Regions from separate parts of the Homo sapiens genome. Here region 2 is linked to region 1. A link is an interaction called in ENCODE POLR2A ChIA-PET data of the cell type or tissue named here. Cell type or tissue: GM12878. All regions are shown on one strand. Each heading gives the region's core, and the rest is flanking DNA. Links, peaks and the distances in the headings are about the cores only. Region 1 overlaps ETFA (electron transfer flavoprotein subunit alpha). Region 2 overlaps RCN2 (reticulocalbin 2).

Region 1 (7,455 bases), core at 1,614-5,613:
CTACATCAAAATACTTAATGTATTTTTTAATACCAGCTGTTTTCACAACATACAATGCCAGGTAGGTAGAAACTTAATTTTACTTCTAGAGATTTGAATTATTTTTAGTCCACAATCTATTAAAATAATACTACATTAGAGTCTAACTGCAGTGGTGTTAGAAGCATCTGTGGGGAATACCAAACTATTTGTACTGATAAACTATCTGATATTAATAAAAGAATGATTTGAATGATAGCTTTTCCTTTTTTTTTTTTTGAGACAGAGTCTCACTCTGTCACCCATGCTAACATACGGTGCACAATCTTGGCTCACTGCAACCTCCACCTCCCAGAGTTGAGCGATTCTCCTGTCTGAGCCTCCCAAACAGCTGGGAGTACAGGTGCGCACCACCACACCTGGCTAATTTTTGTGTGTTTAGTAGAGGTGGGGTTTCACCATATTGGCCAGGCTGGTCTCGAACTCCTGACCTCAAGTGATCCGCCTGCCTCAGCCTCTCAAAGTGCTGGGATTACAGGCATAAGCTTTTATTTTTTATTGTAGAGATGGGGTCTCCCTGTGTTGCGCAGGCTGGTCTTGAACGCCTGGGCTGAAGTGATCCTCCCACTTCCACCTCCCAAAGTGCTGGGATTATAGGTATGAGTTACCATGCCTGGCCTGCATTTAAGAATATTTTTATAGCAAATAAGAGAAATGTTTGACAGCTTTTATAAGAGATATAAGTAATTTGCTTCTTTTATTAATCTATTTGCTATGTACATAAGGACTTAAAGCTGTTTAACGTCCCTTACTAACAGGCTGACAAGATACTTTAGCTTTCATATTGTTAGAATATCCCAGAATAATTGTTTTATTTTATTCTATTGTATTTTATTTTATTTATTTATTTATTTTTGAGACGGAGTCTCACTCTGTCGCCCAGGCTGGAATGCAGTGGCGCGATCTCGGCTCACTGCAACCTCCGCCTCCTGGGTTCACGCCATTCTCCTGCCTCAGCCTCCCGAGTAGCTTGGACTACAGATGCCCGCCACCACGCCCGGCTAATTTTTTGTGTTTTTTAGTAGAGACGGGGTTTCACCGTGTTAGCCAGGATGGTCTTGATCTCCTGACCTTGTGATCTGCCCACCTCGGCCTCTCAAAGTGCTGGGATTACAGGCGTGAGCCACCGTGCCCGGCCTATTTATTTATTTTTATTTTTGTTGAGACAGAGTCTCACTGCTGGAGTGCAGTGGCGTGATCTCTGCTCACTGCAACCTCTGCCTCCCAGGTTCAAGTGAGTCTCCTGCCTCAGTCTCCCAAGTAGTTGGGATTACAGGCACATGCCACCATGCCTGGCTAATGTTTGTATTTTTAGTAGAGACAGGTTTTACCCTGTTGGCCAGGCTAGTCTCGAACTCCTGACCTCAGGTGATTCACCCGTCTTGGCCTCCCAAAGTGCTGGGATTACAGGTATGAGCCACTGTGCCTGTCCTCCAGAATAATAATTTTAAAATAATAAATGAAGGACAAAATAATTTGCACTACAAAGGCTGTGGATTTGGGTATAGATTTGTTACTTTTTCACCTAAAATCAAATATTTTTTTTGTAAGTCAAAAGAAGAACTTTTAAAAAATAATGATTTTAAACTCTTTAATACTGAGATGGGCTAGATGTGGGTAAGAGAGAATTTTATTACATTCCAACCTGGAAATTTCTAATAAATTTACAGTGTTGACACAGATGCCTCAAATCTTATTTGGTAGACATTTTAAGAATATTAATATATTGGAAGTTAAAATAGAACTATCAGTCTGTGTGAAATGTTTTCTTGGTAAAAGTCAAACTCTTTGTTTTTATTTCACAGACAATTGTGGCAATTAATAAAGACCCAGAAGCTCCAATTTTCCAAGTGGCAGATTATGGAATAGTTGCAGATTTATTTAAGGTAAGCTGGCCTTGAGAGAAATTGCTATTATCTAGATTGTCATCCGAGAAACTCTCAGAAATGGTTAGGGATGAAGCTATTAAAAGAAAACATTGTGTGTTTGTGTGTCTGTGTTTGTATGTATACTGTTAATATATGTACACAATTTTGACCTACTTAAAGTTAAGTTGCTCTAAGAGTAGATATGTGTTGTTTATATAGAGCATTATAACTTTCCTTTTAAGAAAGAGTCCAAATTGTCTTTAAAATATCCACATGGCGGCCGGGCGTGGTGGCTCACACCTGTAATCCCAGCACTTTGGGAGGCGGAGGCGGGCGGATCATGAGGTCAGGAGATCGAGACCATCCTGGCTAACACAGTGAAACCCCGTCTCTACTAAAAAATACAAAAAATTAGCTGGGCGTGGTGGCAGGCGCCTGTAGTCCCAGCTACTCGGGAGGCTGAGGCAGGAGAATAGTGTGAACCCAGGAGGCGGAGCTTGCAGTGAGCAGAGATCGTGCCACTACACTCCAGCCTGGGTGACAGAGTGAGAGACTCTGTCTCAAAAACAAAACAAAACAAAAAAAACCCACATGGTTTTTGGCATCTCATGTGCTAAGTTAATGCACAATGTGAAGTGATTCAAGTAATTTATAACCTGGAATCATATTTGGCAGGTACCCTAAAGAAATTAACATCAAACCCCCTTATTCAGGGATTTGCCAAGAATGCTAGAGCTTTTCAGGGGAGAGTAGGCACCCATATCCAGCTTATCTGTCTCAATAGGAATGCTCTGCTTGCTGTGTTTGTGGGTTAATGGCCTTCCTTAGCTGACGAGTGTAGGGAGAGCACTTATTTCTCACTCCTCACACTCTTCACTTTTGAGTGTTCCTTCTCTCTTGCCGTCACCTCCATATTTGACCTTCCCATGAGAAAAATTACTTTCATGATATTAATTAGTGAATTACAGGTGATGAGCACCTGATACTCATTTGGCTACATTTAAAGGTCATGACTCATGCGTGGCCTGGTCTCTTCTTTTTCCTGGGTCTGCCTACACGTTTCTAGGTTATCTTATGCAGAAATCACTTATGCAGGAATTGACACTCTGAAAATAGCATCCAACCCTAGGAGAAGTGGGTTTGCTGGGGTGAGGAACCCCTCATGTAGAACCACAGCGAGGGGCTATGGGCCTTAGTGGAGAGGCTTCAGCCTGAGAACAGAGCTACAGGTGGTTCCCTCAGCAAGAGGACTGGCCCATTTCTGTGACTTCACCAGCACTGCATATGATCTAGAGGAACCTAGTGAGTGTGCTTGGAGAGTACATTTGTACTTTGAAGTATGTTCATGCTCAGTGAAGGATGGAAATAGGACCCTTGAGCCGATTACTCCGTGATGGCTCAGACTGCATGCAAAGACTAGGATGGGGCTCTTGCTCTGGCTCAGTGTTGGGCATACTTCCCCTCAGAAGGCCCCCGCCAAAGAGCTTAGATTTTGGCTTGGGAAAAACATTACCCCTCTTCAGTAACCCTGAAGCTCTGTATTTGGTATTTGGGATTCAGGTAGGTCAGCTGCTCATGTTGCCTGGCCCAAGTGTGTAAGAACAAACAGTAATGCCAGTCATTTTCCCACTAAGATGTTCCAGTGGGAAGGGGGGCTGGTATGAAAAAGAGAATTTTTTTTTCTCTGTGTAATGATAACTTTGTTCACGTAGTAAGAATTCAGTTCTTACTATTGGTGTGAATAGGGGGTAAATATTATTTTTATTTAAAAGCAAAATTAAATACTTTCTGAACCTCATCCATGTTTGCAAGTAGATGTCTACTGTGGTTGCCTTTTTTCCTCAAGAGAATATTTTAATAAACTTGTAAGTAATTTTGTTACATTTTTCTGTCTGCCTGTGTACTATGTATTAAAACTCACATGGGGGCTTTCATGATAAAAAGATAAACTGTTAAGCAGTTGGAAATTTTCAGTGTTCTTCCAGTGGACACCTGCCTTGGGGCAGGAGCTTCTTTGTAGTCATTATTGATAGAATGGGGTCACACACATTGTGCTCCTGCATTAAGGGCAGCTCCAAGGTTTGGCATGAGACTATGCATGTGTGTGGACACGGAGGTTTCTCAGTGAGAAAGAGTCCTAAGACAGTGAAGTGGAACGAGGCCTTAAAAATCATCTAGTCAGCTGACTTCCAGTTTCAGGTTCTCAGGCTCCTTTTGGTATTTTAGGAAGCCCACATTGGACTAGAGAGAGACTTCAGACCAAGATATCATGTTTATGTTCTTTTAGCTAGAATTGTGTTAAGGCAATGACTATCTCCTACAGCTTAGAAGTTCTGAAGTACATGGCCAGGAGCGGTGGCTCACACCTGCAATCCCAGCACTTTGGGAGGCCGAGGCGGGTGGATCACCCGAGCTCAGGAGTTTGAGACCAGCCTGGGCAAGATGGTGAAACCCTGTCTCTACTAAAACTGTGAAAAACACATTAGCCGAGCATGGTGATGCATGCCTGTAATCCCAGCTACTTGAGAGGCTGGGGCACAAGAATCACTTGAGCCTGGGAGGCAGAGGTTACAGTGAGCCAAGATGGTGCCAGTGGACTCCAGCCTAGGCAACAGAGCAAGACTCTGTCTCAAAAAAAAAAAAAAAAAAAGTTCTGAAGTACAGTTATATATGTATTTGATTAATACAAAAGTAGAGAAGTTAATCACTCCTTAAAAAATGCAGTTTGGGAGGCCAGGCACAATGGCTTATGCCTGTAATCCCAGTACTTTGGAAGGCCGAGGAAAGGCGGATCACTTGAGTCCAGGAGTAGGAGACCAGCCTGAGCAACATGGTGAAACCCCATCTCTACAAAAAATACAAAAATTAGCTGGGTCTGGTGACGTGTGCCTGTGGTCCCAGCTACTTGGGAGACTGAGGTAGGAGGTTCACGTGGGCCCAGGAGATTGAGACTTCAGTGAGCCATGATTACACCACTGCACTTCAGCCTGGGCAGCAGAGTAAGACCCTGTCTCAAAAAAAAAAAAAATTCAGTTTGGGGGAAAAAAACTAAAGATTATAAAAATATTAAACATATGGCAGACTCCTCTTTGTTACCATGTGAGTAACACAAGCCAGGTGCATTCTTTTTAAGTTGCCTGTCCCAGAGAGATGTGATTTGGGACAATCCACAGGTTATGGGCACAACTAAGCCAGGGTCCTGCTTCTGTTCCCCTTCTCTCTCATTTCTCTGCCTCTCTGGCTCAGCAGGTACTACAGCTGGGTGGCTCACCACTACTATTGTACCTTGGATAAGGTGCAGTAAAAATCGCACCTTTGACAGACTCTAGGAACCTACAGAGTACGCATGAAGTTGTTTTCTCAGCTGAAATCAGAATGAGCTTATTGTAGGTGAATACTGTAGTAATTCTGACACAAGAGCACAGACAAAGTGGTTTGGTGAATATATTCCTTACTGGGGCGATCTCGTTTTTAAAAAATCAAATATTTAAAATATTTTAAAAATCAAATATTTAATACTTTTGATTAAAAAATAAAAAATACAATATTTGTATAATTATATTTCTTAATGTTATATATTTTATATTTTTAATATTTTATTTTTATTTTTTGTATTTTATGTATTGTAATTATATTTTAAAATTATAATTTTAAAAAATATATTTATATAACATTAAGAAACATATAAGGTAATATCTTTATATAACATTAAGAAATACAATTAATTATACAAATTATGGGTGAGAATTAATTAGCATTACCTATTTTGGCTTATGATCTAAAGAAAATAGAAGTCAAATAATAGCGTACAGAAAGGACTTTTTTAGCCTAATTTTTGTGTGAAAATTTTAAATTGCAAATTGTATCATGTATAACATGTATATACAGCTGTTAGACTAATAATTCCCTAGGTGATATTTTGCTCACCAAGTAGAACCGTATCTGGAGTAAAAATGAATATGCATAACATTTTATTCTCTTATATTAATTGTTTTGCTTGACCCTTCAACAATCATTAGTTATAAAGGACAAGTTTGTTTTTCCCTCAGAAATAATATGTTATAGTAATTAAGAGCTTTAATTCCAATTCTGCCTTGGCCACATACTAGTTAAATTATCTTGGCTAAGTTATTTAATCTCTGGACATCAGCTTGCTTGTAAGTAATGTAAATATTACACTACCTCTTTAAAGGTTGTAATGAAGATTAAATGAGATTATACTGTACCTAATACTAATAGAGTCTGTGACAAATATTAGCCTGCCTGTTCTGTCCAGGTACATAGTAGGTGCTGGTAAATATTATAATTGTAGTCACAGTGATAGGGCATAGGGCACCACCTGTTTTTTGTTTGTTTTAGTATAACAGCTTTACTGAGATATAATTCACGTACCATAAAACTCACCATTTAAAAATGTACAATTCAGTGGGTTTTAGTATTTTCACAGTTACACAACCACTATCACACATTTCATCATGCCAAAAAGAATTCCATACCTGTCAGCATTCACTCCCTGTTTTACATTCTGCATCTCCAGCCCCCAGCCCCAGCTCCTGGCAACCACTAATCTACTTTCTGTTTCTATACATTGGCCAGTCCTGGATGTTTCATATAAATTGAATTATGTAATATGTGATCTTTGTGATTGGCTTCTCTCAGTTAGCATAAGGTTTTCAAAGTTCATCCATGTTATAGCCTGTGTTAGTACTTTGTTTCTTTTTCTTGCCAAATAATATCCATTGTAGGGGTATGTAACATTTTGTTCATTCATTTATCATTTGATGGACATGTTGGGTTTTTCCCCTTTTTGGCTATTATGAATGATGCTGCTATGAACATTCACATATGAGGTTTTGTGCAGACCTATGTTTTCATTTCTTTTGGATGGATGTCTAGGAATGGAATTGCTGGGTCACCTGGTAACTCTGAGTTTAACATTTTGAATAACCGTCAGGTTGTTTTCAAAGTGGCTGCCCCCTTTTACATTCCCACCAAAAATTTGTGAGGGCTCCAGTTTTTCTATATACTCATTAATGTATGTTATTGTCTGTCTTTTTAAATATAGCCCTTCTAATGAGTGTGAGGTGGTATCTCATTGTGGTTTTGATTTGTATTTCCCTGATGGCAAATGACATTTAGTATCTTTTCATCTGCTTATTGGCCATTTGTATATTTTGTTTGGAGAAAGTTTATTTAGATCCTTTGTAATTTTTAAATCACATTATCTTTTTGTTCTTGAGTTGTTAGTGTTCTTTATATATTATGGATATAAGTCCCTTTTTGAATATTTGATTTGCAAATAGTTTCTCCCATTGTGTGGGTTGTCTTTTCACTTTCTTAATGGTGTCCTTTAAAGCATGAAAGTTTTAAATTTTGTCAATGCCTATGAAAAAGGGGGAGAAAAAGTTTTAAAATAAAGTTTTAAATTTTGATGAAATCCAGCTTACCAATTTTTTCTTTGTTGCTTATGCTTGAAGTCTCATATCTAAAAAACCATTGCCAGCCAGGCATGGTGACTCACACCTGTAATCCCAGCACTGGGAGGCCA
Region 2 (7,455 bases), core at 2,063-6,062, 710 kb before region 1:
TATGTGAACTGTAAATGCTTTCTTCAATATTCTTTTAAATCAAAACAGAACTGCTTGCCCCTCCAACTGCTACCATTTATTAATATTTATCCACACTATTATAATCCTAAAGAGGAAATTTTTATTTATTTATTTATTTATTTATTTATTTATTTATTTATTTATTTTTAGAAATGAGGTCTCTCTGTTGCCCAGGCTGCAGTGTAGTGGCATAAATATGGCTCACCGCAGCCTTGACTGCCTGGGCTCGAGCAATCTTCCTGCCTCAGCCTCCCAAATAGCTGGGATCACAGGACGGACCATCATGCCCATCTAATTTTTAAATTTTGTTTGGGCATTTGTTAACTAGACAGCTTTAGATTAGTTAGGATTTAATTTTTAAGAGGAAAATGTATCCATAGGGACGGGGTCTTGCCACATTGCCCAGTTGTTCTCGAACTCTGGGCTCAAGTGATTCTCCCACCTTGGCTTCCCAAAGTGCTGAGATTACAGGTGTGAGCCACCACACCTGGCCTGAATGGGAATTATTATCCTCATTTTTGGAGATGAGGAAACTGAGGCACATGAAAGTTTAATAACTTGCCCAAAGTTACACAACCGTGAAGTGCTGGAGCTAAATGTGAAGCTAAGCAGACTGGCTCTGAGGATGGAGCCCCAAACCTCCACATTGATGCTGTAGTTATTAGCAGAGAATTAACCAACTTAGAGTTAGTGGTGGCTTACAGAGTTCAAGCGGCCAATATGATTCTAAATAAATAGCACACTTAGAAAGCATTTACCAAGGAGGGAATGGGGTGTTGTTTAACAGGTACAGAGTTTCAGCTTTCCAAGATGAAAAGAGTTCTGGGGATTAGCTGCACAACACTGTGAATGTACTTAACACTACTGAATGGTACACTTTAAAATGGTTACAATAGTAAATTTGTTATGCACTCCTCCCTCCATATTTGTGAGAAATTGGTTCCAGAACCTCCCACAGATACCAAAACCCAAGGATACTCAATTCCCTGATATAAAGTGGCATAGCATTTGCATATAACCTACACATATCTTCCCAAATATTTTAAATCATTTCTAGATTACTTATAAGACAAATTACAATTTAAATGAGGAGTAAATCATTGTTACACTATATTGTTTAATACAATAAATTATGGCCACAACAAAAATTAAAAGGTATATACCAAAACAGGATAAGTTAAGAAACAGAAGAGCCTTGAATATTTTCCAAGCACCCTTGACTAATATTTTGGGACAGTTTGCAACAGCATGTTTGATTTTATTTTTATGTTTTTCTACACATAAAAACTATCTTAAAAAAATTCTTGGTGATCCTCTAATTACCCTGATTTGATCATTATAATATACGTTTGTGTGATATCAAAATATCACATGTACTCTGTAAGTATGTATAATACAACTATCATGTACCTATAAAAAAGATTTTAATTCTTTAAAATTAGCTTTGAAATACAAAAGTATTTGATATATCAATTTCTCAAGCTCACAGTCATTTCTGTTGATATACTTTTAGTTTAATAGACTTCCTAGAAGTGTTAAAAAGTTCCTAATTCCTAAATAAAATTAGTCTTTCTCAGCTCTGCTTAAGAAGCATATATTTCAACAAATTAAACCATGAGACACATTAGAACTCACACAGATACTAAATTTTCAAAAAATGAGTAATTTGGGGCCAGGTGTCGTGGCTTACACCTGTAATCCTAGCACTTTGGGAGGCTGAGGTGGGTAGATCACTTGACCTCAGGAGTTTGAGACTAGCCTGGGCAAGATGGTAAAACCCCATCTCTACAAAAAATACAAAAATTAGATGGGCGTGGTGGCTTGAGCCTGAAATCCCAGCTACTTCGGGGGCTGTGCTGGGAGGACTGCTTGAGCCCAGGAGGCAGTGAGCCGAGATTATACCACTGCACTTCAGCCTGGGCAACAGAGTGAGATACTGTCTCAAAAAATAAAAATAAAAAAAAAAAAGGAGTAATTTTAAAGGGTGTACTCACTATGAAAAATGGTACTGTGGTTTCTCAAAAAATTAAAAATAGAATTACCGTATGATCTAGCAGTATCACTTCCAGGTATATACCCAAACCAATGGAAAGCAGGATCCCACAGAGATTTGCAAATCCCAAATCCAAGATGCTTCAATGAGCATTTCTTTTGAGTGTCGTGTCAGTGCTCCAAAAGTTTCATATTTAAGAGCATTTTGATTTTGGAATTAGGGATACTCAACCTGTACATACAACAGAATATTACTTTGCCTTAAAAAGGAAGGAAATTCTGATGCATGCTACAAAATGGAAGAATCTTGAGGATTCTAAGTAAAAATAAGCCAGTTACAAAGACAAATACGGCGTATGATTCTACTTAGATGAGGTACCTAGAGTAGCCAAATTCAGAGACAGAAAGTAGAACAGTGGTTGCCAGGAGCTAGTGGGAGGAGGGAATGGGGAGTTATTGTTTAATGGGTAGAGAGTCTCCACTCTGTAAGATGAAAAGAGTCGGGGAGATTGGTTGCACAACACCATGAATGTACTTAATATTACTCAACTGTACACTTTAAAATGGTTACAATGGTCAATTTGTTACACAGTCCTCCCTCACACATTCCTGGGAAATTGGTTCCAAGACCTCCCTATCAAAATCTGAGAATGCTTAAGTCCCTGATATAAAATGGTGCAGTATTTGCACATAGCCTACACACATCTTCCTGAATACTTTAAATCACGGACCCTCAATCCCTAGGTCGCGGACGGGTATTGGTTCATGGCCTGTTAGGAACTGGGCCACATAGCAAGAGGTGAGTGGCAGGCATTACCGTCTGAGCTCTGCTCTGCCTCCTATCAGATCAGGGGTGGCATTAGATTTTCATAGGAGTGCAAACCCTACTGTGAACTGTACATGTGAGGGATCTTCGTTGCGCACTCCTTAGGAGAACCTAATGCCTGCTGATCTGAGGTGGAACAATTTCATCCTAAAACCATTCCCCACCCCCCCGCCACACACTGTCCCGTGGAAAAATTGTCTTCCATGAAACTGGTCCCTGGTGCCAAAAAGGTTGGGGACCTCTGCTTTAAATCATCTCTAGATTACTTATAATATAAATTACAACTTAAATGAGAAATAAATCATTGTTATACTATATTAAGGAATAATCAAGAGAAAAAAGTTCTGTATATGTTGAATAGAGACACAGTTTTTTTTTTTTTAATACTTACTTTTTTGGATACTTACGATTCTCAGTTGTTTGAATCCACAGATGTGGAAACCGCAGTTTTTTTAAGTGAGTATATAAAACTATGTGTTTAAAAATGGGAATGGGCCATAATGGCCTTCTTAATAAAGATAAAACTGATTATTCAATGATATTAAAATATTGAGATACTCATTCAAAACACATTTAAAAAGCAACTCTGGAAATGAGGACAATTAAATGATGCAGCCGAGAAAAACAGATAGAAGGATCATGTAGGTAATTTAGAATAAGAGTCCTAAATCTGGCCAGAAAGGAAACCATCAAAATGACTGCTGAAGTGGAACAGGTGATTTCCTAGAGAACAAGACAATCCAGCTTATGACCTCAGGCCCTCAATGTGCTCATTCATGCAGGAAGGTAAAGTGAACTGACATGATCAAAAGAAACAGCTTGTGCACATGAACTCACCTTCCTAAAGGACTCCTCTTCTGCATCATCCAGAGCAGTGTTCTCATCAAAGTCAATCACACGATCATACATCTGAATGTTATATTCATCCCAAGTCACAGTATCATCACTGTTTTTATCATATTCAACAAACTGTTGTTTTGCTTCTTGCATAGCATAATGCTTAAAAGACATCTGAATCCATGAACTGAGTTCACCTATGAGAATTTCCCAGAACACAACGCATGTGACGTTAATTCTGATACTTAAGAGTAAGGATTTCCAAACCTTCTCTGAAAAGGCAAAATCTTTGATGTTTGCAAATACTGAGAATTGGCCTAGTTGTATTAATAGAAATGGGGTAGGAAGTGGGAAAGGCTGTTTAGAAGAGCTCATGAAGCTTTTAATTATTTTTTTTTGAGATGGAGTCTCGCTCTTTCACCCATGCTGGAGTGTGCAGTGGTGCGATCTCAGCTCACTGCAACCTCTGCCTCCCGGTTCAAACGATTCTCCTGCCTCAGCCTCCTGAGTAGTTGGAACTACAGGCATGTGCCACCACACCCGGCTAATTTTTTGTATTTTTAGTAGAGACGGGGTTTCACCATGTTGGCCAGGCTGGTCTCTAACTCCTGACCTCGTGATCCACCTGCCTCGGCCTCCCAAACTGCTGGGATTACAGGCGTGAGCCACCATGCCTGGCCGGAGCTTCCATACTATAACATATGATCTAAATATAATGTAAGCTCCATAAAAGTTTGGGTATGTTCTGTTCACTGATGTACATCAAATGCCTGGAAAGTTCCTGGCTCTGTAAGTATTTGTTGAATGAATTACCAACTGGCCAAAATAGCACTTTACTTTTAAAAAAAATGTTATCCAAAATCTTGCAGAAAACCTTTGCTAACTACCACAGATCTCTCAGGAAGCATAAATATTTTGATAGCTATTTATTTTAGTATGTATGAGAAAAAACAGTGTTTTTTATTTATGAAGGTGACATAAAGTCTTCCTTTAAAATAAATTTTATGTGAGTTGAATTAAAACTATAGTAAGAAAATAATAGATGGTTAAGTAGATATGGCCTAAATTCTGAAAAGGTATTCAAGTGACTGAGAATACTGCTTCAGTATATTACCTTTAAATATGTTGTTAAAACATCTGGAGTAAATTTTAACGAAGTTATGGGTAGCAATTTATGCCCTTCCTGCAACAGCTATCTGTCTTAACTTGGTACCTGAAGGCATGGGAAAGTTTCTAAAATTCAAATGTTCACTTTTCAATCAACTTTTAAAAAATCTATTTGGCTGGGCTCAGTGGCTCACGCCTGTAATCCCAGCACTTTGGGAGGCTGAGGCAGGCGGATCACCTAAGGTCAGGATTTCGAGACCAGCCTGGTCTCGGGTAAAACCCCGTCTCTACTAAAAATACAAAAATTAGCCGGGCATGGTGGCCAGTGCCTGTAATCCCAGCTACTTGGGAGGCTGAGACAGAAGAATCACTTGAACCTGGGTGGCAGAGGCTGTAGTGAGCCAAGATCACACTACTGCACGCCAACATGGGTGACAAGAGCGAGACTCTGCCTCAAAAAAAAAAACAAAAAACTATTCATAAAAATATTTACTAAACTACGTTAAAGGAAACAAAGGGAGGGACGAACACGAATATTTGTGAGGACAGCATGAGTATACCATTTATCAGGTTCCTCTGTACATGTTGCCTCTAATCTTCAAAACAATGCAATTATAATCATCACTATTATACAGGTGAGGAAACTGAGGTTCAGAAAAGTCCAAGCCTTCACAACTAGTAAATAGCAGAGTCCAGATTCAAACCTGTCTGGCTTCAAAGCCAACTCCTACTGAGTTTTGCTACCTCTTAACATCTGATTCCAGACCTGGCCCTCAAAGAGCAAATTGCCAAAATTATCTTAAGGGTCCTCAAGTAGAATGAAGGCTTTCGTAAGCACCATGAATCTTTCTTCTAGTTTATTTAAAGAGATCACCATGGCATAGAAGAAAACAGAATGGAACAGGGATCAGAAATGTGGGTTCACACTTCAGCTTTGCCATCAGGGGGTAGTTTACCATCTCAAGCTTTTCTTCTCATCTGTATAATGAATATTTGGACTAAAACTTTTCTAAGTTTAAACTTCTTAAAACCTTACTATTAAATATTTGAACATATCTAGGTCTTGACAGATAGGTACCACGCAGTCTTCCAAATCAACGTGTTGTGTTCTTTGATTACTCTAGTATAACCAAAGATTGACTTATTCTTAGATTGGATAATCAGAGACCAAAGGTCTTGTTATTATTGTCTAACTAAGTGGAAGAAAAAAGCCCTTAATCTTCCAGAGGGTTCCAATGTGAATATGTCATTGACAGCACATCTTAAATTTACCAGTTTTTAATTGTCTCCAGCAACTTAATTCCTTGATGGTGAACAGCATTTAAATGAGAGTTACAGAAAAACAGCTAACTTAAGAGTCACAATAACAACCTGAATTTTTCTGAGGACCCACTTGGAACGCTGACAGGGAACATCATTTGAATTGAACAATGGGGAGAGACAACTGCACAGCAATTTATTTAGAACATTCTTTTAATAGTCTGTGCATTTCATTTCTGACTAGAGAATTTACCTGAGAGCATCAGATTTTTTTTTTTAACTGAAGGATATTAAAACCTGAATTAAGAGCAGGATACCTGGATTCTAGTCCAGCTTTGCCACTTATTTGTAGAAGGCACTTATCCCTGTGCTTCATTTCTTCATCTCTACAAAGTGATGTGGACAAGATGATCCCAAGGCCCCTACCAGCTCTAACATTTTGGTATAATGTTATAATAAACGTAATTCACAGGCAACAGGTCTTTTTCTACTTGCTTAAAAAAAGAAGCAAATTCCTAAAATTTAAATGAAGCATATATCAAAAGAGCGATAAATCATTTACTGCCTTAAAGTTTTGGGGCATATTTCTCTAAAATAAATCATATTGTTGACACTAACAAAAGTCACGTGAGAAAGAGGGTGTCTCAAGGTGTGACTTCCACATAGAGTACAGGGTCAATGATGTTTATATATAACTGGAGAAAGCACCGAGTTTTACTTGGTTCTCAGTGTCTAAAGATTTGTAAGTATAAAGCCTATTCTCCATGTCCTTTTCTCCTTCTCACAGGACTTCCAACTTGGGACACTAGCAATCTATACATTCAGCAGACACCGCTGCTTAACATATTTGTGTTTGTCTCCATTGTTAGTCGTGTAGGGCAGTCCTTACTTTCAGTGAGAAAGCCATCTGAGTCCAAGTCGATTTTCTTTATGATCGCCTGCAGTCTTTTTTGCTGCTCTTCGTGGCCGAGTTTAACATATTCATCCACATCTTCCTTTAGGGGGAAGCGACACACAGGAGGGCCAAGCATTACTATCAGTGGGGCAAAATGGTGGAGAAAAACAGGGCTACTAGAAGACCCCCTTGCCAAAGGGTTTCGGGGTGACCCGCACCTGCACTTCAAGGCCCCTACCCCCTACACACCCTCCATGATCTGAGGGGTAGAAGGGATCCAGCTCTTGGGCCGTGCTATCTCCTCAGGCTTTCCAGGCCCCAGGACCCCCAGAGAGCGAGTGCCGCGCCGCCCGGCCCCCATTGTCAGGCCGCCCCTGCCAGGCCTCGCCCGGCCGCCCCCCTTTGTCCCGGGACAAAGCCCGCGGCAGCCGCGGTGCGAGGCCCGGCCCTCCCAGCACCGGCCTGGCCGCCTCACCTGGACGCCCAGCAGCGCCTCGCGGTCGTAGTCGCTGCGGCG

Evidence for each region. Peaks named below come from ENCODE experiments on the same cell type or tissue, not always from the same donor. Only the 100,000 strongest peaks of a DNase experiment are listed, where the experiment ranks them.
Region 2: POLR2A ChIA-PET joins it to region 1 with 6 read pairs; 2 of 35 experiments call an interaction of 5 or more read pairs at or near these places.

Annotation. Positions count from the first base shown.
Region 1 is chr15:76,220,319-76,227,773 of GRCh38, reverse strand. It overlaps ETFA (electron transfer flavoprotein subunit alpha), which reads left to right. Exons shown (of 12, transcript NM_000126.4): 11 at 1,845-1,925. Among named protein-coding and RNA genes, the nearest start is that of ETFA, 87 kb to the left of the region's middle. In GM12878, for the core only: no CTCF peak of the experiment used is centred there; a DNase peak (open chromatin) is centred at 4,063; H3K27ac peaks cover 2,312 bases.
Region 2 is chr15:76,931,944-76,939,398 of GRCh38, reverse strand. RCN2 (reticulocalbin 2) reads right to left here. Exons shown (of 7, transcript NM_002902.3): 1 at 7,414-7,455; 2 at 6,933-7,038; 3 at 3,677-3,873. Among named protein-coding and RNA genes, the nearest start is that of RCN2, 3.9 kb to the right of the region's middle. RefSeq lists a silencer at 7,208-7,455. In GM12878, for the core only: no CTCF peak of the experiment used is centred there; a DNase peak (open chromatin) is centred at 3,588.